Regions from separate parts of the Mus musculus genome. Here regions 1 and 3 are each linked to region 2. A link is a loop called in an ENCODE intact Hi-C map of the cell type or tissue named here. Cell type or tissue: left cerebral cortex. All regions are shown on one strand. Region 1 has its middle 11 kb from the start of Mlxipl. Region 2 holds the start of Tmem270 (transmembrane protein 270). Region 3 has its middle 18 kb from the start of Cldn4.

Region 1 (8,000 bases), 190 kb after region 2:
ACACAGCCTAGAAGCAGCAGAACTGGGATACGAACCCCGGTAGCCTGATCACAGTGCTGTTCTCTGCTTCCTCTGCTGCCTCAGACTCTTCTATTTTCTTCTCCTGGCTTCCTTCCATCCAGCTGTGCCTGTACATTATAGGCAAGTAAGTGTCCACTCTGCCTTGGCAGGCTGTGTAGGCTAAGACCCTGTCCTGGGTCAGGTCCTGAGTGTCCAGAAGCCACATACCTGCCTCTTCTATCTTACCTCCGCTCTCCCCATCTGTCTTAAGCCTGAGACTCCAACAGGGTGGCTCACGCCTGCCTCTCTTCTCTTTGAAGCTGGTGATGCTGACATTAGAAGAGAGGGTCCCTACCTACCCACCTGGAGAGGGTCCCCACCCACCCACTAGGGCTCGGAACACAACATCCCCAGAGCTAGCTGTGACACTGATAGATCCTGATGCCCCTCCTTGGCGAGCCCAGGACAGAGGTTCAAGTTCACAGTCTCAGAGTCACTGCCTACTGGATGGCTCTGGGGGTCACCTCAACTTATGTCTCACAATCAGCTGCTGGGTGTGTGACTCCTGATAAGAGATTTGTCCCGGAGATCTGTTTTCTCTCTTGGCCCAGGGACCTGATGCCTTAGCATAGCTGTTGTGAAGCACTGATCCCAGAGCGGACAGGGCTGACACTCCAGGCAGAGGAAAAGCTGTGGCCTGTCCCCGCTGACTTTGGAGACCTTTTCCATCCCTACGTCCCTTTGAGAAATCTGTCAGACTTCTAGGTCCTTATTTCCAAGTTCTATCATGCCTTTATTGTTGTTGTTGTTTACATTTTAATCTCTTGGTGTGTGATGTGTGTGTGCACGCACATGGTGGTCAGAGGACAACTCTCTGGAGTTTCTCTCTCCATCACGCAGTCCCAGGGATTGAACTCGGATCATTAGACTTAGCAGCAGGTGCCTTTACCTGCTGATTCGCCCTATTTAACTTTTTGCATCAACACTATAAAGTAAATGGCACATCGTGTGCATCATAGGCTTACCCACCAAGAAGGCAGAACCAGCCTCCCAAGCCGCTGAGCTGCTCCTATGAGAGTGCTCCTTCTCGCTGCTCCCGTGGAGTGCTCCTTCTTGTGCAATGGAGCCCACGGCCATGCAGTGGGAAAGTGTCTCAGTTGTGCACTCCGTACCAGGGAGCCCTGAACCGTATAGACCCATAGCTCCTCAACGGCTGTGCCTGACGCTGCTCTTCCCCAAGTAGATGGTGACTGTAGATAGAGTAACTTTGTCAATCACCTTATGCCCCGAGATTCTCCATTTTCTTCTCAGCAACGTGCACAGAACCTGCCCAGGCATGTGGGGGAGGCTGGAGATAATGTATGTCTTCTGGTAATGTCCAAATCAAGAGGCTGCACTATAGAACATACCTGCTGAGTGACATCAACCTTTCCACCCGGAAAATGGGCAGATTGTAACCATAGTTTCTACACTGAACCTTCTGCATCTCAGCCTTTCTTTTCCTCTTTGTCTCCATCTCTCCATTTTCTGTCTTCATTTCCTTCCTGTCTCATAGGCTTACCCGCCAAGAAGTCTCCTGTCTCTTTACTTCCCTTGTCTGTCTTTCTGCCTCTCTAGTTTTATCTTTGTCTTTGTTTTTCTCTCTCTGTTTTGTGTCTGTCTGTCTTTGCTCTCTGTTTCTTTCTCTGTATATCACTCTCCATCTCTGTCTGTCTCTGTCTCTCTCTCTCTTTCTCCCTCTCTCTCTTTGAGACAGGGTTTCTCTGTGTAGCCCTGGCTGCCCTGGAACTTACTCTGTAGACCAGGCTGGCCTCAGACTCAGAATCTCCGGAGTGCTGAGATTAAAGGTGTATGCCCCCGCTACCTGGCAGGTCCCTCTTTTTTTTTTTTTTTTTTGGTTTTTCCGAGACAGGGTTTCTCTGTGTAGCCCTGGCTGTCCTGGAACTCACTTTGTAGACCAGGCTGGCCTCGAACTCAGAAATCCGCCTGCCTCTGCCTCCCGAGTGCTGGGATTAAAGGCATGTGCCACCATGCCCGGCTCCTCTTTTTAAAAAATCTGCCTCTCTCATCTTTCCCTGTCTCTTTCTCCTCTCCCCTATGTCTCTCTTGGTCTTTCTGTTCCTTCCCTCTTTTTTCTCATCCGTCTTTCTCACCTCTCTGTCTTTTTCTTTTCTTTCTGGCTTCCTTTTTGAGACGTTGCTTGTTCCCTGGGGAGCGAATGCCACAAGGGACTTAAGGCTGGTTTGCATCCCTTGCCTACTTTCTCTGCTGGCCCAACCTGCCAGACTTCCTTGCCAACAGGGGATGAGCCCCATCCTTCCATTTCCTCTCCCAGAGCCAGGCCAGGTTTCCCAGCTTGCCTGCCTCACTGCTGGGGGTGCAGGGCGGGGTGGGGGCGACCAGCAGGTACCCACTGTTCCACTCAGCCTCAGCCTTACCTGGACTCATCTGGCACACAATACTGGTCAGAAGAAACTTAAAAAGCAGGTCCCCAGTAGCCCCATGAGAGATGCACAGTACTGCCAGATGGAACATGTATGGAATTGGGGCAAGGACACTGTTATTTTTATTATTTACATTGTAAACAGCGGTTCTTAACACTGGGTTGAGACCCCTTTGGATGTTGACTGACCTTTTCCCAGGGGCCGCCTAAAACCATAGGGAAACACAGGTATTTAATTACAATTCATAACAGTAGCCAAATTACAGTTATGAAGAAGCAACAAAAATAATTTTATGGTTGTGGTTGGGGGTCTCTACAACATGAGGAACTGTATTAAAGGATCAAAGCATTATGAAGGTGGTGAACCAGTGGTCTACAGGGTTTTGCTGCGAAGTTCTGTCTGGCTTTGAACTCATAGAGGTCTGCCTCCAAAGTGCTGGCATTAAAGGTATTTGGCACCGTGCACAGCAAGTTGTTGTTTAAAGATTTATTTTTGTTGGGTGTAAATCCCAGCACTCAGGAAGCAGAGGCACACAGACCAATTGAAGCGTTCTGTGTGCATATGAATGTGCGGGTGTCCTCGGAGGTCAGGATAGGGTGTTTGAGCCCTTGGAGCTGGGGTTGCAGGTAACCAAGGGTGCGGGGGAACTGAACTCAGGTCCTCTGCAAGAGCAGTCCAAGGTCTTAACCACTGAGCCATCTCTCTAGCCTTCATCAGTGTGTGGTTTTGTCTCTTGTCTTTTTTTTTTTTTTTTTTTTTTCTTGGTGCTGGTGACTGAACTGTACCACTGAGCTACAACCACAGCCCCTGATTAGTTACTTATCTGTTTGTGTTGGGGTGATTTTTTTCTTTTGGTGTTTTGTTTTGTTTTGAGGCCCTGGCCTCAGACTCACTGTGTAGCTGAAGCTGGCCTTGAACTCCCAACCCTCTTGTCCCAGGTGTATGCCCCAGGTGTATGCCATAGGTGTATGCCCCAGGTGTATGCCCCAGGTGTATGTCCCAGGTGTATGCCCCAGGTATATGCCCCAGGTGTATGCTAACACGTTTAGCTTCCCGTTCTCTAAGATATTTCCAGACAGGATCTTCAGTTGCCCAGGTTAGTGTGTAGAACTCACTGTGTAGCCTAGGCTGGCCTGGAGTGGACGGTCTTGGCTTTCTCAGTGCTGGGATTGCAAGCGTATGCCAGCACAGCAGGCTTGGCCTGAACTTGTGTGGTTTAGATGACTGAGGTTGTGGTCCGGAGGTTTGATTAGACTGACTGACAGGTCTGCAGGCAGCTGCCATGTTTGTAACGGGAGCATGCTTTTGTTTTCTAAGGTTGCTGGTGACCCCAGAGAGTTTAAACATGTGTGCTAGGTAGCAGAAACTGAGGCAAAGAATTGGCTTTCCTTTTCTTTTCTTTTTTCTTCCCTCCCTCCCTTCCTCCCTCCCTCCCTGTCTTCCTCCTTCCCTCCCTCCCTGCCTCCCTCCTTCCCTGCCTCCCTCCCTGTCTCCCTCCCTTCTTCTCATTTGAAACAAGGCCTCACTGCTTAGCTCATGCTGTCCTGAAACTTGCTCTGTAGACCAGGCTGGCCTCCAACTCACAGAGATCCACCTGCCTCTGCCTCCTAAGTATTAGGACCAAAAGCATGTGCCATTATACCCGGCTGAAAAGGTTAAATTTTCAACAACTCTTCCACTAACTTCTAGGGAAGGAAAAAGAACTGGAGGTTGAGTTCAATCCCTGTATCTGACAGTTTTTCGTTCCTGTAACAAAATACCAGGACTTCTAACGTTATAGAGAAAAAAGGCCCGGGCTGAGAATGTGGGTCAGCTGGTCGAATGTTTGCCTAATATGCACAAAGCTAAGAGTCCCATTCCCAGCACCATCTAAAGTCGTTGTTGTGGCACACACTTACAGCCTTAGCACTCAAGAGACAGAAGGAAGAGGATTGTCATGAGTTTGAGGCTAGCCTGGGCTATATAGTAGCTTTCATTTGCAGACTACCTGGGTCTAAAATAACATTCTGGGGTTGTGTTTTTGGTTTTGTTCCTTTCTTGCTTGCTTGCTTGCCTGCCTGCCTGCCTTCTTTCCTTCGCCTGTATGTAGGATATGTATGTGTGTGTGTGTGTGTGTGTGTGTGTGTGCGCACACACACACACATGCACACACAGTTGAACACAATGGGGAGGGGGTGCACACTTGGAGGTTAGAGTACAGCTTTTGTGGAGTTGTTCTCTTTTGCCTTTTCATGGGTTCTGGGAATCAAACTCGAACTTCCAGGTTTGCGAGGCAACTTTGCCAGCTGACCAATCTTACTGCTCAAAGAAGGAAAAATTTCCACCCTCCTCATATTATTGGTGTATAACTATAGTGATTAAAAACTGTAATTCAGGGAAATAAATCATATTCAAGCCCAGCAGTCACCAAAGACTTAGTCATCCACAGTTGTATAATACAGCCTCCATCAAAACCACTGTTCCAGCTGGGCAGTGGTTCGTGTCTTTAATCCCAGCACCTGGGAGGCAGAGGCAGGTGGATCTTTGAGTTTGAGACCAACCTGGTCTACAGAGTGAGTTCAGGGACAGCCAGGGCTACGCAGAGAAATTCTATCTTGAAAAACCAAAAATCGGGGCTGGCGAGATGGCTCAGTGGTTAAGAGTACCGACTGCTCTTCCAAAGGTCCCGAGTTCAAATCCCACCAACCACATGGGATTTGAACCCACATCCATCCGTAACGAAATCTGATGCCCTCTTCTGGAGTATCTGAGGACAGCTACAGTGTACTTACATATAATAAATAAACAAATCTTAAAAAAAAAAAAAAAAAAAAAGAAAAACCAAAAATCACCACCAGCATCACCACCACCAACACCACCAGCAACAACAAAAAACCCAACTAACTCTACAGTAGGGCTCAGTGCATAAAGTGCTTGCCTTCCATCACTGACATTGCATGGGTGTCGGTGTAGTGGTGCTGGCACGATCCTGGCACTGGGGAAGAGGAGAGGGAAAGATCCAGAATTCCAGCCTGAGTTATATGATGTTCTGTTTCCAAAAAACGAAAGAAAAATTAAAAAGCAACATCCAGATATACCCCAGCACTCAGGAGGCAGAGGCAGGTGGACCTCTGTGAGTTTGAGATCAGTCTGGGCTATATAGTGACCTGTACATATACCCTGTCTTTCTTTTAAAACTCAATCAACCTAACTGCCCATCTGTCTGTCTGTCTGTCCACCCATCTATCTGTCTGTCTATCTATCTATCTATCTATCTATCTATCTATCTATCCATCCATCCATCCATCCATCCATCCACCCACCCACCCACCTATCTAACTATCTATCTATCTATCTATCTATCTATCTATCTATCTATCTATCTGTCTAGTGTGTGTGGTATGTGTGTGTGTGATGTTGGGAATAGGCATTCTCCATGCTAAATACTCTATTTCTGAGCTACCCTCCAACGTCTTGGGCTAGCATACAATCTCCTGAGCACCCCTCTCAGCTTTCCTGAGATAAGTCCCTTGTGTGGGTGTGGGTGTTTGGGTAGCAAGTAAATGAAGAACAGAAGAATAAATACACTGGATGTGTGCAAATGCCTGCAGGTCTAGTATTCAGGAAGTAGAGGCAACGGAAAACTTTAAATGGGAGGGCAGGTGAATGTACACATGGGAATATGGAATGACATGTAAAGAAATTGACTGTAGGAGATTGGTGGATAAACAGGAAGATGAAGCCAGGTGAGGTCCACACATCTGTGGTTCCAGCACTCAGGAGGCTTAGGCAGGGGAGACAGACAGACAGAAGGACACACACACACACACACACACACACACAATGAGTATGATTGGCAGCTGTGTTGGATGGGTCAGTGGATAGGTGGGTGGACAGTTGGGTAGGTGGATGGATGGAGACATGACAGATGTGGATAGACAATAGATGGTAGATGATTGATAATTGGGGGATGGCTAGATAAATAGGTAAATTGTTGGTGTTCAGGAATCTCCACACAAACCATACAAACACTGATCTCAGCTAAGCAAGAGCAGTTTATGGAACGTTCCCCTTAATCCTTACCAAACCAGGGACATAGCTCAGAGTAGGGTCTCGGACTATGTCACCAAACATCTCTCAGAGCAGGCTTATAAAGGAAAAAACGAACAAACCACAAAACCCACAATGAGTTCATATGCAGGTACAGGAAGTGCAGCCCACTGGTCAGCTCTGACTCAAGATATTTTAGACATACAGCTCATATTGACCTTGAACTTGGTGGGTCCTACGTGAAGCTTTGTGGAATTTTTCAAGATTAACAAACTTTAACAAACAAACTCCCTCCCTCTCAGAGCACAGAAATGGACAGGAAGCAGTTTGCATGGACAGCCATTGTATAAAATGTGTGACCAATGTGATTGTTAATTGTGTGGCAGTAGCTTTGCTGTTGCTGCTGGTTTGAGGCCGAGGCTCACTATGTAGCCTCCAGCTCACATTCATGCCTCAGTCTGCCAAGTGGGGAAATTAACATTCCATCACTTATGTAGCCCAGGCTGCCCTTGCACTTGCTACGTAGTCTAGGCTAACCTTGAACTTCTGGTCCTCCCGCCTCCTCCTTCTGAGTGTTGGGATTAAAGGTGTGCATCACCTTGTCCGCGTTGATGTGGCCCAGGGAATCAAACACAATTTTGTGCATTCCAGGCAAGCATACCACAAACTGAACCAAATCCCCGCCCCAGGTTCATTTTTTTTATTAGATATTGTCTTTATTTACTCCAGGTTCATTTTTCTTTTTTTCTTTTTTGAGACCAGGTTTCTTTGTGTAGACCCGCCTATTCTCGAATTCACTCTGTAGACTAGGGTGGCCTGAACTCAGAAATTAACCTGCCTCTGCCTCTCTAGTGCTGGGATTAAAAGCATGCGCCACCACCTGGCTTCTCATAGTTTGATAGAAAAATTAGATATTTGTTACAAAAATTCGTCCAATATGACTTTCTTTCTTTGACATATTTACATATATGTCATATCAATGTATGGGAGATCAGAGGACAACTTGCAGGAGTCAGTTCTCCCATCCACCATGTGGGTCCTGGGCATTGAACTCAGGTTGGCTGAGTTTGCAGCAAGCTCCTTTTACCTGCTGAGTCACCTGGCCTACATTTACCAGTGACTTTCAAACTCAGTCATGCAGGGGCTCAAAGCTCACATCTAGACAAGGAAGTGGCTTCCCTCCTTGATACTAGTTAGTCACATAGCTAAGTCTCTCTGTCTCTGTCTCTCTCTACAGACTTTCATCCTTAGTCCCAGCTGCTTTGGAATTTACTATGTTGCTTAGAATGCCCCCAAGTCTCAGCAATCCTCCTGCTTCAGCCTCCCACATGCTGAGATTAGAAGCATGAGTTGTTATGCCATTAGTCTTCTTAGCTACATAAGGCCAGGCTTTTCGACAGGTAGTAGTGTCGGTGCACACCTTTATCCCAGGACTCAGGAGGCAGAGGCAGGTGGTTCTCTGAATCTGAGGCCAGTCTGATATACAGAGCGAGTTCCAGGACAGCTAGGGCTAGAGAGAAATCCTGT
Region 2 (8,000 bases):
TAAGTGGCCCCCAGGACCTTCCCATGGCCAGTACTGACCAGCTGTGGCCACACCCAAAGTCCCCAAGCTCATCAGCCTGCATCCCTGTTAACCCACCTGACTGGGCAGCCAGCCCAGACTAAAGTGATGGGCTTTCTGCATCAGCTTCCAGGTTAGCAGCAGCAGCAGCAAAGCTACCAGCATCAGGCTGTGCAGGCAGGATAGAAACAGGTCCCTGAAGGTGGCTGGAGACAGACCGAGAGGTTCACAGACACAGAGATGCCCCAGGGCCAACCTCACAGTACGAGTGCAGCACAGCCCGACTCTGTATGCCAGCCTGGGTCCCCAGAGCAGCAGCCACATGGGGACCCACAGCAATGTTAGTCCAGCTCGAAGGGCCAAACTCAGAGCACAGGTTATGATGACTTCCGGAAGCTGGCGGGCCTGGTCACTGCCTGAACCCCGGGCTTCCTGGGCCAGCCCCAACACCCAGTGCTGAAAGATGGCCATCTTCAGGAGCAGAAAGCGGTACAAGTGAGTGCGGTTCTGGATCAGCTGTAGGAAGATGGGGACACCAGTGTCACCAACCTGGGTGAAACCCAACCAGTGCTTTAGAGATAGGGGTTGCTCGGTCATTGTGAGCTGTCTCAATTCACTTGTGATACACAGGAATAGTCTCTCATTCATTCATTCATTCATTCATTCATTCATTTGATTTTGGTTTCTTTCGAGACATGGTCTCTCAAGGTAATCCTGGCTATTTTGGAGATTGCTATGTGGATAAAGCTGGCCTTGAACTCACAGAGATCCTCCTGCCTTTACCTCTTGAGTGCTAAGATTAAAGGCATGTGCTACCATGCCCTGCCTATAATCTTTTTTCTCCCTCTGTGTAGCCCTGGCTGTCTTGGAACAAGACCAGGCTGACCTTGAACTCAGAGATCTACCTGCCTCTACCTCCAAAGATTTTTTTTAAGAGTGACTTTTTTTTTAATGTATGTAAGCATGCTGTTGCAGATCAGAACCCATTACAGATAGTTGTGAGCCACCTTGTGGTTGCTGGGAATTGAACTCAGGACCTCTGGAAGAAGAGTCAGTGCTCTTAACTGCTGAGCCATCTCTCCTGCCCCGTAAGAGTGACTTTTAAGCATGGGGATGGAGCTTGGCTGTGGTGTGCTTGTCTAACATGCATGAAACCCTGGGTTCAAGCCCCAGCTCTTCATAAAACCAAGAGAGGTGTTGCATGCCTGTAGTCTCAGCACTTTGCAGGTAGGAGCAGAGGGATCTAGTGTCCAAGCTCCTCTGGCTATATAGGAAGTTCAAAACTAACCTCATCTACATGAAACCAAACAAATGAACGAGCATAGAGTGCTCAGTGGCTCAAGTTCTCACCCCACGAGCGTGGTGACCTCAGTCTGACCCCAGAACCACGGAAAGGGAAGAGGAGAGAACCAATGTCCCCAAATCATCCTCTGACTTCCACATAAGTGCTGTGGCAAGCAAGCACCCACCAAACACATCACACACAATAATAATGATTAATAAAAATTAAAAACTCATAAGTAGAGATGATCTCCCCTCTAATTAACTCTGTGAAATTCGAATGCAGGGCTGGCTGACTTCTCCCAAATACCTGGGCTTGCCTAGAATCCTGGTTGCCCTTGGCATGAGGGAATCTGGGCATATAGGTATCATTAAGGACAGGGAGATGTAGAGACATGGGAGAGGGGTGGCGGATTTAATGTGAGACCTACTGTGACAGAGAGAAGGAGAGACAGATTTCCAGGTCTCTCATCTGAGTGGCAGATTGTTCAAGGTGTCTTCTATTCACCAGGAAGTGGGATAAGTTGCGGGGGAGATAAAGTTGTAATTGAGAATTCCTCAATGAAGAGTGTGCCTCTCTGGTAGAGCATAAGCCTCCAGCCCAGAGGTGACAGAGATGATCAACCTGGTACCCTATATCCATGGGAATCTCAGGGTCAATGTACATCTGAAGGACCAGGATAGGAAGCCAGGCCTGGTGCACATGACTGCTCTTGAACAGAGGTCAAGAGTTCAAGGCTAGCCTGGGCTATACAGTGAGTTTTGGAACTAGCCTGGGCTACGTGGTGAGTTTGAGGACCACATAGTAAGACAGCAGGGGAGGTGAGGAGGTATAGATGGAGAAGGAGGAAGAGGAGGAGAAGGAAGAGGAGCAGGAGGAAGAAGAGGAAAAGGAGGAAGAAGAAGAGGAGGAGGAAGAAGAAGAGGAGGAGGAAGAGGAGGAGGAGAGTACTTGCTGGTGAAGCATGAGGATCAGAGAGTTCTGGTCTCAGCACCCACATAATAAAACAGAGCAGGCATGACCCAGTGCATGTATGCCTCAGGACACACATGGCCCAGTGCATGTATGGCTCAGGACACACATGGCCCAGTGCATGTATGGCTCAGGACACACATGGCCCAGTGCATGTATGCCACAGGACACACAAGGCCCAGTGCATGTATGGCTCAGGACACACGTGGCCCAGTGCATGTATGCCTCAGGACACACATGGCCGAGTGCTGGTATACCTCAGGACACACATGGCCCAGTGCATGTATGGCTCAGGACACACATGGCCCAGTGCATGTATGCTCAGGACACACATGGCCCAGTGCATGTATGGCTCAGGACACACATGACCCAGTGCATGTATGCCTCAGGACACACATGGCCCAGTGCATGTATGGCTCAGGACACACATGGCCCAGCATGTATGCCTCAGGACACACATGGCACAGTGCATGTATGCCTCAGGACACACATGGCCCAGTGCATGTATGCCTCAGGACACACATGACCCAGTGTATGTATGGCTCAGGACACACATGGCCCAGTGCATGTATGGCTCAGGACACACATGACCCAGTGCATGTATGCCTCAGGACACACATGGCCCAGCATGTATGCCTCAGGACACACATTACCCAGTGCATGTATGGCTCAGGACACACATGGCCCAGTGCATGTATGCCTCAGGACACACGTGGCCCAGCATGTATGCCTCAGGACACACATGGTCCAGTGCACGTATGGCTCAGGACACACATGGCCCAGTGCATGTATGCCTCAGGACACACGTGGCCCAGTGCATGTATGCCTCAGGACACACAAGGCCCAGTGCATGTATGGCTCAGGACACACATGGCCCAGTGCATGTATGCCTCAGGACACACATGGCCCAGTGCATGTATGGCTCAGGACACACGTGGCCCAGTGCATGTATGGCTCAGGACACACATGGCCCAGCATGTATGACTCAGGACACACGTGGCCCAGTGCATGTATGACTCAGGACACACGTGGCCCAGTGCATGCATGCAACCTCAGTACTGAAGGTATTTTTGAAGACAGGAGGATATCTGTGGCTTGCAAAGCTGCTGGACAAAATAAAATGAATAAACAAATGTATCAACTCCAAGTTCCAAGAATCAAAGAAATAAGGGAGAGGGAGGGGGGAGGGAGGGAGAAGGGAAAGAGAGGGAAAGAGAGAGCACCCTCCTCTGGCTTCTATGTGCACACACAGGCATTTACACACATGTATATACATCATACCCACACCCACATACATGCACACTAAACAGAAAGGAGAGAAAGAAAGAGAGGAGGCCAGGGAGGGAGAAGGGCAGGGGTGAGGAAAGGAAAGGGAATGTAGGCCAATGAGATTGCTCAACAGGTAAAGGCACTGTCTGCCAAGCCTGCGGCCTGAGTTCAATCCCCAGGACCCACATGGTGGAAGGAGAGGACACACACACACACACTATTTATAGACATAAATATATAATCTTTTTAAGGGAAAGAAATGAAGGGCTAGGAATAATAATGTACATCTTTAGTCTCAGCACAGGGGAGGCAGAGGCAGGCAAATCTCTGAGTTCAAGGTTAGCCTGGTCTACATAGAAAGTACCAGGACACCAGGGCTACATAATAGACCCTTATCTTAAACACACACACACACACACACACACACACATACACACGGAAGAGAGAAGAGAAAGGAAGGGGGAGAGGAGGAGAAGGAAACAAGATTGCGGATAGACAGCTATGCCACAGCACTTGGGAGATGGGGCTCTCAGGACTTGACTGTTTATTCCTTGGTGGCTGGGAATGGCTGAATCTCTCCAGGTCCCCTCTCCATACCCTGCTTACCAGTGCAGAGAGCCTCCCAGCCCGCAGAAGAATTCTGAGAAGGCCAGATCTGACCCGGGGAGCGGCCTCCATGTCTGGCCTCCACCCATTCCTCCAGCCAGGAGAGGCAGGGTGACCTCACAGATGCCACAGGGTGGGGGTCCAGTTGCCATGGGGACCCAGTTGCCACATGACACACTACCCTTTGCCATAGCTCCCTTTACCTGCTCCTCTGAGGTCAAGTCTGGCTCCATGGTCATCACAGATGTCTAGCCTTAGGATCAATTGTCTACCTACTATCGGGAAAAAACTCAGAGCCCATTTCAGAATCGCCTAGTTTACCGCCAGATGTGGGGGTTGAGTGGTAGGGAGATAGGGATGTAGAGAAAGAAGAACAAAATGAAGGAGGGAGGAGATGGGCTCTCTATGGCCTTACTTTCCAAGTTGGACCGCAAGGGTAGCAGTGTTGCCATAGGAGAAGCCTCAGTTTAGCATCCTCAACTGAGACCCCTCTGTCCTCACCGCCCCCCCCCCAGGCCTCTTTCTCTGTCCCTTCCCTCTCCCCATCAGTTTCAGGCTGAAGAACCAGTGTGCAGTCTTGCAGTTTCCCCATTCAGAGGAGCAGGGATGACCAGCTGGGAGTACAAAGGAATCAGTGTACGCTGCCTTGCACCACGCCAGGGGGCGCCATTCTGCTTTCCTCCCTGGAGAAGCGTGCTCACATCCCCAGAACAAGACCTAAAAGAGCTCCGAGCAGGTGCAGTACCGCGATGCGGTCGCGTGAGGGCAGAAGACACCGCAGGGGCGAGCAGGGCGCTTGACAGGCAGGATAAAGTTTCTCATTTTGCAAGGCTGATTTCCTGGTAACAACCTCCTGGAAACACCTGAGAGAGCTCCCTGTGCATTTCCAGTCAATGCCTGGGTTACAAGAAGGGAACCACCCGGAGATAATGAGACTCACAGTCTTCCTTTTATTTAACCCTCTTGTTAATATGTGCAGAACTCGGGATTGAAAACGGGGCTTTGCAAGCCATGCAACCCCACCTGGCCTCCATTTCTCCGTGTCTCTAAGGCAAACTTCCGAGTCTTCTGCCCCGCGTCCTGCTATTTCCAGTTTTTTAACGTGACTTTTTTTTTTTTTAATTTCTGTGGCTTGGAAAAAGCTGGATTTAAAAAAAAAAGATTTATTTATTTATTATATGTAAGTTCACATGCCATTAATACTCGGGAGGCAGTGGCAGGTGGATCTCTGGGTTCAAAACCAGCCTGGTCTACATAGTGAGTTCCAAGACAGCCAGGGCTACACAGAGAAACCTTGCCTTGAAAAAATGAGAGGGAGGGAGGGAGGGAGAGAGAGAGAGGTTGAGAGAGAGAGAGAGAGACCGACCCTGTCTCAAAAAGAAAGAAAAGGAAAAGAAATCAAATACCTGGCCAGTTGGTAAAGCACTTGCTGTCAAGACTGTTGACCTGAGTTTGGCCCCAGACCAGAGATACACACAGTATAAGGAGAGAATCGATTCTGCTGGAATTTGGAGGTGGTAAAGTACGTGGCTAACAGGTGCAAGACTGAGTTCCACGTCCAACACAGAAAAGAAAAACAAGAAAAGAAAAGAAAGAGATCAGAGGTGGAGGTTAAAGAACTTAACACCAACCCTGATCAGTTTAGCCCCATCCCCAGAACACACATGGTGGAAAAGTAGAAACTATTGCCCCAAGTTGTCTTCTGGCCTCCACAGGCAAGACCCTTGTCATGTGTGCACTCACACCACAGGAAGAAAGAAGAAAAGAAAAGAAGGAAGGGAGAGAGGGAGGGAAAGAGGGAGGAAGAAAAAGAAAGAGAAGCTTAAAAATTTTTTTTAAAACAAAGGACCTGATGAAGCACAGAAGCAAAGAAAGTTAACAAAAGGAACCAAAAGAGCCATGAGGTTTGTGCAAACATAGTCCAGTCTCATTAGTAGTCAGGGGGAAATGTGAATCAAAGACACACCAAGATGCTATCTCCCCTTCCTTAGCAAAAAACAAAAGAATCAGGGCACATCGTGCACCAGTGACTTTACAGGGCAAATTGAAATTTATGCAGAGCCCAGAGCCTGATGCAGGATCTTAAAGATCCATACAGGAAATGATCATGCAAATGCTGCCCATGAACACATGGACAACTAAAACTAGAAATAGACCAAGAGCTGAATGGTTGGCTCAGTGGTAGAGCTCCTGCCTAGAATCCCCCAGGGAGGGGGCTGGAAGATTCAACCTTCCATACATTTGCTCTAATTTCTACTGATCCTACTTCACAACCCCCATTGGCAAAAGGACCCCTTACGGAAACGTCTGCTCGTGAGTAAAGATAAGTGCAGAGCTGCAGACGGGTCTTTCCATCAGTAAAGAGATGGATAAATAAAATTGGAAACTCCCTTTGAGGGATGACTTAAGGTTGGCTGGAATAAATGAAATCTGTTCGGGTTGACGTAGAAAAGTCTGGAAAACAAGATTAAGTGAAAAGAGAAAGCTCCAAGGAGCTACCTGTAGTGTGACAGCATTAATATATGTTTGCCAGGCTCAGGGGACTCAGGAACTCCCACCCAACCAGGGACACAATCCTGGTTTGCACTTGCACCCGGGAGTGGACCTTGTGCTCCAACACTCCCCACCCCAATCACACCCAGCTACAGCTTGACCCCTAGGAGTTCTGACACACCCAGGCTCACAGGAAATGCAGAGACAAGACAAAAACAGAACAACAACAACAACAAAAACAAAACAAACAAACAAAAAACATGGAGCAGAGACTGAAGAAAGGCCATCCAGAGACTGCCCCACCTAGGGATCCATCCTACCTACAGACACCAAACCCCAACTTCACTGCTGATGCCAAGAAGTGCTTGCTGACAGCAGCCTGGCATGGCCGTTCCCTGAGAGGCTCTGCCAGACCCTGGCCAGTACAGATGCAGATACTAACATCCAACCATCGGACTGAGCCCAGGGACCCTAGTGGAAAAGTTAGGGGAAGGACTAAAGGAGCTGAAGAGGATTGCAACCCCATAGGAAAAACAATATCAACTAACAGTCTCTGGACTCAGTGGTTAAGAGCACTGAATGCTCTTCCAGAGGTCCTGAGTCCAAATCTCAGCAACCATATAGTGGTTGACAACCATCTGTAATGAGATCTGGTGCTCTCTTCTGGTGTGTCTGAAGACAGCTACAGTGTACTCATATAATAAATAGACAGACAGACAGACAGATAGATCTTTTTGAAAGATTTTGAAGAGAGAGAGAGATTGAAATTTAGACCAGGGATGTAGCTCAGTTGGTAAAATGATGGCCCAGCCTGCACAAAGCCCTGGGTTTGGTCCTCTCAGCCCTGTATAAACCAGATGTAGTGGCCCGTGCTTGTAATTCCTACCCATGCTCCAGAGACGAGGCAGAGGCAGGAGGCAGAGGCGGGAGGCAGAGAGAGAGGCAGAGAGGGAGGCAGAGAGGCAGAGAGGGGCAGAGGCCAGGGAGTTCAAAGTCATCCTTGACTACACATTGAGTCTGAGGTCAGCGTGGGCAACCATTAGACCACCCGGAAGATGAGATGGAAGCTAAGTGGGGGGAAGAGACCCAGGCAGAGGGGAAACGATCAGGAAGCAAGAGAAGACAAACCAGAAGAAGGAAAATGGGACACAGGGCACAACAGTCTGCAATGGGATCCGATGCCCTCGTCTGGTCCGAAGAAATCGACAGTGTACTCACATACACTAAATAATAAACTAATTAATATTTTAAAAAATAAGAGTTGCCATGGTCATAGTGTCTTTTCACAGCAATGGAAATCCTAAGCCTGGATGTTTAAAACAAAAATCCCTGAATAAACTCAACTCTTTCCAAATGCTGT
Region 3 (8,000 bases), 59 kb after region 2:
CTTTGCAGCCACAAAAATGAAATCTGGAAGGGCTAGAGAGACAGAGGTTAAAAGCACTTGTTGTTCTTCCTCATTCAGTTCTCAACTCCCACATCACAGCTCACAACCAGGTTGGAACTCCAGCTCCACTGGATCCAAGGCCCTCTTCTGGTCCCCAAGGACACACAGCTTACCCAAAGGCACATAAATGAAGCAAAACCTATCCAGGCTTGGCAGTGGATGCCTTTGATCCCAGGGCTTGGGAAATAGAGGCAGGTGGATCTCTGAGTTTGGGATAAGCCTGGTCTACAGAACAAGTTCTAGGACAGCCAGGGCTACACAGAAAAACTCCGTCTTGGAAAAAACAAAACAAGGACAGGCAAGTATGGCCCTGGACAGGAGCCACAGACTATCAATGGGAAGGTATCATAAATTTCAAGCTACTACCTAATTCACTTATTAGTCAGCTGTCTTCTCCTGCCAGCGCATAAGTGCCAGGAGGGCAGAAGCCTGTGTTTATTTCCTGTGCTTCATAACTGGATCTGATAACACACACATTGCATCCTACCTGCTTTGTAGACTGAGGCACTAGGATCAACAAATCACAGCTACCGGGGACAAGAGAGAGCTTTCGATGCCAACCTGTGCAACTTAGACCTGTCCCAAAATGTAAAGCTGGCCAAGGAATGTGGCACAGGGCTATAGCCCCTGCCTAGAATCCCTCAGGGTGGGGCTGGGGACGTGGCTTAGTGGTAGAGCCCCTGCCTAGAATACCCCAGTGAGGGGCTGGGGGCGTGGCTCAGTGGTAGAGCCCCTGCCTAGAATCCCCCAGGGAGGGGCTGGGGGCGTGGCTCAGTGGTAGAGCTCCTGCCTAGAATCCCCCAGGGAGGAGCTGGGGGCGTGGCTCAGTGGTAGAGCTCCTGCCTAGAATCCCCCAGGGAGGGGCTGGGGGCGTGGCTCAGTGGTAGAGCTCCTGCCTAGAATCCCCCAGGGAGGGGCTGGGGGCATGGCTCAGTGGTAGAGCCCCTGCCTAGAATCCTCTAGTGAGGGGCTGGGCCCGTGGCTCAGTGGTAGAGCCCCTGCCTAGAATCCCCCAGGGAGGGGCTGGGGGCGTGGCTCAGTGGTAGAGCACCTGCCTAGCTTTTGCAAAACTCTGTTTCTCTCCTTAACAATAAAAGGGAGAAGGAGAAAGACACCAGAACACAGTAGAGGCACATAGGAGGACTTTACTGATATCCCGTGTTCTCAGATGGCTACAGCCTCCTCTTGCTTGTTCCCTTCCTAGTGGAAAAATCTCCCCCTCATCGGTCCTGTTGGCACTCTTCCTCCCCAGTGCTGGGATTGTTGGCCTGGCCACCACGCTCCAGCTCATTTGATTTTCTTTTTTCTTTTCTTTTCTTTTTGTTTTTTTTGTTTGTTTTGCAATCCTAGGGATTACATTTAGGAGCTTTAGTACAGAAGGAAAGTGTTCTACTACTGAGCTACACCCGGTATTGTAAGTAGTTTATACTGGAAAGTTGTCATTTATTATTTGAGCTCGCTTAGAAGCTGGCTCTGAGCTGGACACAGTGGTTCATAGCTTTAAACCCAGAACTCTGGGGGCGGTGGCAGGGGGGGGGGCGGTGGTGGCGCACGCCTTTAATCCCAGCACTTGGGAGGCAGAGGCAGGCGGATTTCTGAGTTCAAGGCCAGCCTGTTCTACAAAGTGAGTTCTAGGACAGCCAGGGCTATACAGAGAAACCCTGTCTCGGAAAAACAAAACAAAACAAACAAACAAACAAACAGAACTCTGAAGGCAGAGGCAAATGAATCTCTACGAGTTCGAGGTCGACCTGGTCTAAAAGGTAAGCTCAGGACCTTTTCTCAAGCAGCAGCAACAATTTGAAGCTGCCTCTACCAGCAGGCCAACCTACCACTTTTTTGGAGGAGGGATGAGGGAGTTGGAGACAGGGTTTCTCTGTGTAGACCAGGCTGGCCTCAAACTCAGAAATCTGCGGGTCTCTTCCTCCCAAGTGCTGGGATTAAAGGCGTGTGCTATCGCCACGGGACTAGCCCTCACTTTGGACTAAAACAAGTTTATGTCAAGTGGCCTCCAATGTCTGTGCCTTGCCCCTGTCTATCGCTGCCCCTTTAGGGAGAGGGAACAATAGCTAATCATCCCCCAAAGTTGAAACCCAGTATCTTTAACAATGGCTGGAAAGGAAACATTGTTGCCAATGGTTATCCCAAGGTATGAAAAATGCTACAGTGGGAGAGAGAGAAACCTCAAGCTCGGCCCCAGGGGAACTCCAGCTCACTGCCTCAAGCCTCCCTGTCAGTTTCTGCAGAATGCTGTGACTTCCTGATGACGTCACCCCTTTGGGCTGCTAATTTCTTTTTACTTGGAAGTGTTCTCTCCCCGCCCGCCCCCTCCTGCCTACTCAGGGAAATATTGCACTCTGGCTGGGCCTCTAAGGTATCCGGAACTTCAGTTGACTGCCTCAAAGGGACATCCCTGGATTTCTGATGGATGTTTGTAAGCCTCCAGGTTTAATTCTGTTTCGCTACCACACTCCCCGTTAAACATGCCCAATCCCAATGCTTAGAACATTTTATTTTTAAGATTTACTTTATATATATATATGAGTACACTGTCTCTGTCTTCATACACACCAGAAGAGGGCATTAGATCCCATTACAGATGGTTGTGAGCCACCATGTGGTTGCTGGGATTTGAATTCAGGACCTTCGGAAGAGCAGTCGGTCCTCTTAACCGCTGAGCCATCTCTCCAGCCCTGAATATTTTTTATTTTATATGAGTGAGTGTTTTGCCTGCATGCATGTCTAGGCACCAAGAGTATACAACACCTGCGGAAGATGGTGTTGCTGGGCTAGGGAATTTCTAGTAAAGTAGAAATACAAGGCCCCAAGGAAAGACCTCAGGGGACTGAAGACATGGCTCAGCAGTTAAGACCACACAGTGCTCTTACAGGGGACCTGAATTTGTTCCCAGCACTCATGTCAGACAGCTTACAACCACCTGCAATTTGAGCTTTAGGGAATCCAATGATCTTGTCTCATCTCTGTAGGTCCTGCACCCACCCTCGGACACACAAATGTACATACATTTTAAAAACTGAGCCAGGCGGTGGTGGCACATACCTTTAGTCCCAGCAATCGAGAGGCAGAAGCAGACCAAGCTCTGGGAATTAGAGACCAGCCTGGTCTCCGTAGTGAGATCCAGGATAGCCAGAGCTATGTAATAAGATGGGTCTTATAAATAGATGAATGGATGGATAGATAGATAGATAGATAGATAGATAGATAGATAGAGGGGCCATAGAAATGGTTTAGTGATTAAGAGCACCAGATACTCTTTCAGAAAACTTGGGTTCAAGTGTCAGCACCCACATGGAGGCTCACAATTCTGTTTAACTCCAGTTGCAAGGGATCTAGTGCCCTCTTCTGTCCTCCAAGGGCCCTTGGCACACACCACCTGGTGCAAGACATAAATGCAAGCAAAGAGGCAGAGGGATTTCTCAGTTAGAGGCCAGCCTGGTCTACAAAGTGAGTTCCAGGACAGCCAGGGCTATACAGAGAAACCCTGTCTTGAAAAACCAATAAATACATACATACATACATACATACATACATACATACATACATACATAAATGCAAGCAAAACATCTATACCTATAAAATTGAAAATACAACAAAAGTACATTTAAATGTAGGTTATGTCTTTTAAAAATAGGGATGGAACTGGGCAGTGATCACACATGCCTTTAATCCCCACACTCAGGAGACAGGTGGATATCTGAGTTTAAGGACAGCCTGGTCTACAGAGTGAGTTCTCAGACAGCCAAGGCTACACAGAGAAATGTCTCAAAAAGGGGCAAGGCAGGTATTGGGATATGCCTCAGCAATAGAATGCCTACCTAGCTCTCATGAGACCCTTGCTTTAGTCACCACTACCACCAAACAAATAAAAAATTTTGAGACAGCATCTCACTATTTAGACCTGGATGATCTGGAACTCACTATGTAGACCAAACTGGACTTGAACTCTTAGAGACCCAGAGTCAGGGTGTGTGTGGTGGTGGTGGGATGGCGGGGCTTTAAAGGTGTGTGCCACTACTCCAGGCAAATTTAAAATCTTAAAACAAAGAAACTCCAGTCGGGGCATCACTACCTCCTGTCCCAGGCCACTCTTTTCACATCAGCCTCAACTCTCTGTCCAGCAGCAATCTCTAGCTCCGCGGCTAGATTAGCCCTGAGCCTGCAATAGCTCTTGCTAGCGTCGCCCTCTTCTGTTTGCTAGTGGGAACTGCATCCATAAAGTGTCCAACAAGGTTTGATAGAAAATTTGAAAATCTCAAACAACACTGGAAGGAGAGGCACCGGGCGTTAGAACAGGTTGCTAAGGCACCTACAAATTGACTGCGCATGTAGAGAACTACGGGTGGGTTTCTTTTTACATTTGCAAAATATTAACAGTTGTGGAATACTGGAGATCTGAATCTGTCCTGCCCCGGGTTCGCGCTGACCGGCAGGATAACTAGACGAGGTCCAGTGCACCTTAGGAGCCTGCGGAGAGAGCAGCAAGTGTAGCCGAGTTGTGACATAGTCTGAGAAGGCCACTCTGGGGCAGGAGTATGAGGTCCCAGGAGACTGAATGGCAAGAAGGGCCTGTCCATTCCTGGTGGGGAGCTGTGGACCTAGGCTCAAGAACACCCCTTAGTGGAGGTGAGCGTTCCTGCAGCTTGGCCCACTTGCGCGCGCGCGAGCGCGCGTGCGTGTGTGTGTGTGTGTGTGTGTGTGTGTGTGTGTGTGTGTGTGTGGTGTGCATGCCATGACACGCATGTAGAGGTCAGAAAACAACCTACTGCAGTTTTCTTCTTTCACCTTGTGATTTCTGGGAACTGAACCCGGTCTTAGCTGCAAGCCCCTTCACGTGCGGAGGCACTTCACTGCTCCCCGGCACACAACGACACCACCTCTGCTTGGTCTTGTGGAAATACTGCCACCCTGAGGACCTAGCTTCAAAGAGTCCTCCCAGGCCGGTCCTGATGTAGTCTGTCTGAGGATAAGTGTGCGCCTTAGTGGCGGAAAGGAAAGAGGAACTGTTTGAGCCACTAGGAGGGCTGTAAAATTACGTATCGGCCCAGCAGCTCCACCCCTTAAAAGACGGAGACCCTGCCCACATGCTGGAGATGGATGGAGAGCCCCACCTATAGATTCACTTCAGGACCCGAAGCTCCGCCCACACTCTCACCTTTGCCTCATCTAGACACTAGATGGCCTTGCCAACATTCTCCTAATGGATTTGATAGGCCTGCTTGCAATATTGTCAAAAACATGGCTTACTTACATACAGGGAAACTCCGCCCACAGGGATACTTTGGCATGGATGGCCCCGCCCACATGCTCACCTAGGAAAAGCCACTGAAAGCAAACTGGGCCAGCTAACCTTACTCTGAAACACCAGCACCCATAAAGTTCTTGACTACAGTTCCTGAAGATGTGAAGTCCACGTTCTGACCTCTGCCAGCACACCAGGCACGCACGCTATGCACATCACATATATACAGGCAACACTCACATAAATGAAACCAAATTAATCTTTTAAAAAAGGGAGAAAACCCTGGCCTCACACGAGGCCCATTCACCAAGCCCCCTGCTTCTTCACCCCTTCAAGCCATCTCCCCGAAATTCCCCAGGGAGAATGAAAGCTCCGCAGCGAAAGAGACTGCGATTTCGCTAGGGGAAAAAGGAGCCCAGGGGGACGAAGAAGGGGGTTAGAGTGGGCCAAGGAATTCAGGGATCTAGTCTGGGACCAGGACGTTCCCTTGACTAGGCAACCAGGCAGCCCCCAGGCTGGGTTACACTGGATCTGGCCGAGACCGGAAGAAAGATCTCTTGGGCAGGGCCTGTTTACGACTTAGTGAAACCTAGCCCTGGGGAGAGAGAAGTTTCTCCCGAGGGGGAGGGGGAGGCAGGTGTGACTCACCCCTCCCTCACCTGATCTATGACACCTAAGAGCCTACCTGGGAATTACCCCAGAGTAGCGCACCAACCAGGTTTGACTGAGAGAAAAACCGATTCCACCCTGACCTGGCCGCTCTCACCTCGCACCTTCCCAATGTACCCCCCCACGGGAGAGTCAGGTCACACCCAGAACTATGGACTTTCTGGGTGAGAATACAACACCCTGTCACGCAAGAACAAGGCCCATCTGCTTTAGACTCAGTTTGCACAGGGCACAAGCAGGAGGAAGGCAACATACAGTAGGCACACGCAGTGTAAGCACACAGTGGGGCAGGCAGCATGCAGGAGGTTCAGTATTCAGAAGACACGCGCAAGGGTCAGGGAATGTGCAGGAAGTGCAAGGGTCAGGGAATGTGCAGGAAGTGCAATCGGCGGGAGGTCTAGGTGCTCACTACCCTGCTGTAAAGGACAGACACCAGGAAACTTAACAAAAACCCGGCTTCCACACTAGGCCCACTCACTAACTCACGCCCGTCTGCCCCAACCTGTTTTACTTCTCAAATAGCCCTAAGAGGTCCAGGAAGCTGGAAGGAGAAACCTGAGCCCTAGGGCAGCAGAGAGAGAGGGAACCATCAACTGATTAGAGCCAGGTAGACCCTCTCCAAGAACCCTAAGAGGAAAGCCACGGCCGACCGCAGAAGTCTCCGTGACACCCGTGATAATCCAGAGGGTGAAATATCACACGATGCCCCTGGATCTGCCCTCGGGCTTTGCCCTTTGCTGATGGTTGGGGTCCTTTGAGTTTTGTTGCCGGTTTAGTTTGGTTTGGGTTTTTTCATGGCAGGTGTGTAACCCTGGCCATCCTGGAACTTGCTCTGTAGACCAGGCTGGCCTCAAACTTAGAGACTGGCCTGTCTCTGCTGGGATTAAAAAACTAAGTCACCACTGCCCAGCCGTTTGTTGTTTGTTTGTTTGTTTGTTTGTTTGTTAATGCTGGGGTTTGAACCCTGAACCCAGAGCTTCTCACCTGTTGGCCAAGAGCTCTAACTCTCAGCTCCACTCCAGCAACGTGCACAACTTGTGTGTGTGTGTGTGGTCAGATTCAAAAGTAATAATAAAAAATAAGAATCAGCCAAGCTTAATGGCACACACCTTTGATCCCAGCACTTGGGAGGTGGATCTCTGTGCTCCTAAGCCAGTGTGGTCTACATAGAGTGTTCCAAGACAGCCAGGGCTATGTAGAGAGGCTCTGCTTCAAAAACCAAACCAAACCAAAATGGAATAGTAAAAATGAAGGGGGCTAAGGATGTGTCTGCACACAGGAGACCCTGGCTCTCACTCCCAGCAGTGCTGACTGTGGTGTGGCACACCTGCAATCCCAGCAGCCAACAGATAGGGTCAAGAGGATTAGAACTCCAGATTGCGCCAGGCAGAGGTGGTAGTTGATGTGATTTTTATAAAATTCGGTATGATATGGCGGGAGGGGTGCCTTAGTGGGCCAGTGATGAGGCATTCCCCTGAGGTCAGCCCTAGGATAGGTCTAGTATAAAAGGAAGTTTATTTGGGACCTGGGAAGGGGGTCTGGAAGAGGGAGTAGAGGCAGAGAAAGAAAGGGACAGAGAAGGACAGAAAGAGAGAGGAGAGAGAGAGAAGGGAAGAGGCTGGCCAGGAACATATGGGGGGAGAGAAAAGAAAAAGATAGGGAGGGAGAGGGGAAGAGAAAGAGAGGAACAAGAGAGAGAGAGAGAGAGAGAGAGAGGGAGAGAGAGGGAGAGAGAGAGAGAGAGAGAGAGAGAGAGAGAAAAGGAAGCCCAAACAGTCCTTATAGTCCTTATACACCTGTCTCTTACCTGGCCATTGCTAGGTAACTGTTGGGTGGAGCCTAGAGGAAATGCTAACAGTGGTGGTGCTGGTGGCGCCCATCTTTCATCCCAGCACTCAGGAGCAGGTAGATCTCTGAATTTGAGGCCTGCCTGGTCTACAGAGCAAGTACTAGGCTGTCCCTAGGACAGCCAGGGCTACACAGAGAAATGCTGTCTTGAAACACAACAACA

The links. Hi-C counts contacts between places; a loop is a spot of excess contacts. Peaks named below come from ENCODE experiments on the same cell type or tissue, not always from the same donor. Only the 100,000 strongest peaks of a DNase experiment are listed, where the experiment ranks them.
Region 1: a loop joins it to region 2, with 2.4 times the contacts of the local background. A loop is called at or near these places in 3 of 42 quality-filtered maps.
Region 3: it touches region 2 in a loop (8-fold over the local background); 30 of 42 quality-filtered maps call a loop at or near these places.

What each region holds. Positions count from the first base shown.
Region 1 is chr5:135,091,762-135,099,761 of GRCm38, forward strand. It overlaps a transcript of Mlxipl not described here. Among named protein-coding and RNA genes, the nearest start is that of Mlxipl, 11 kb to the right of the region's middle. In left cerebral cortex, no CTCF peak of the experiment used is centred here; no DNase peak of the experiment used is centred here.
Region 2 is chr5:134,902,481-134,910,480 of GRCm38, forward strand. It overlaps Tmem270 (transmembrane protein 270), which reads right to left and starts at 4,253. Exons shown (of 3, transcript NM_194065.3): 1 at 4,148-4,253; 2 at 97-534. The coding sequence starts at 4,219. In left cerebral cortex, CTCF peaks have their summits at 4,857 (motif pointing right) and 5,060; a DNase peak (open chromatin) is centred at 4,865.
Region 3 is chr5:134,961,428-134,969,427 of GRCm38, forward strand. No RefSeq gene overlaps it. Among named protein-coding and RNA genes, the nearest start is that of Cldn4, 18 kb to the left of the region's middle. In left cerebral cortex, CTCF peaks have their summits at 4,281 (motif pointing left) and 4,978; DNase peaks (open chromatin) are centred at 2,359, 4,265, 4,621, 5,036 and 1 more place; H3K4me3 peaks cover 240 bases.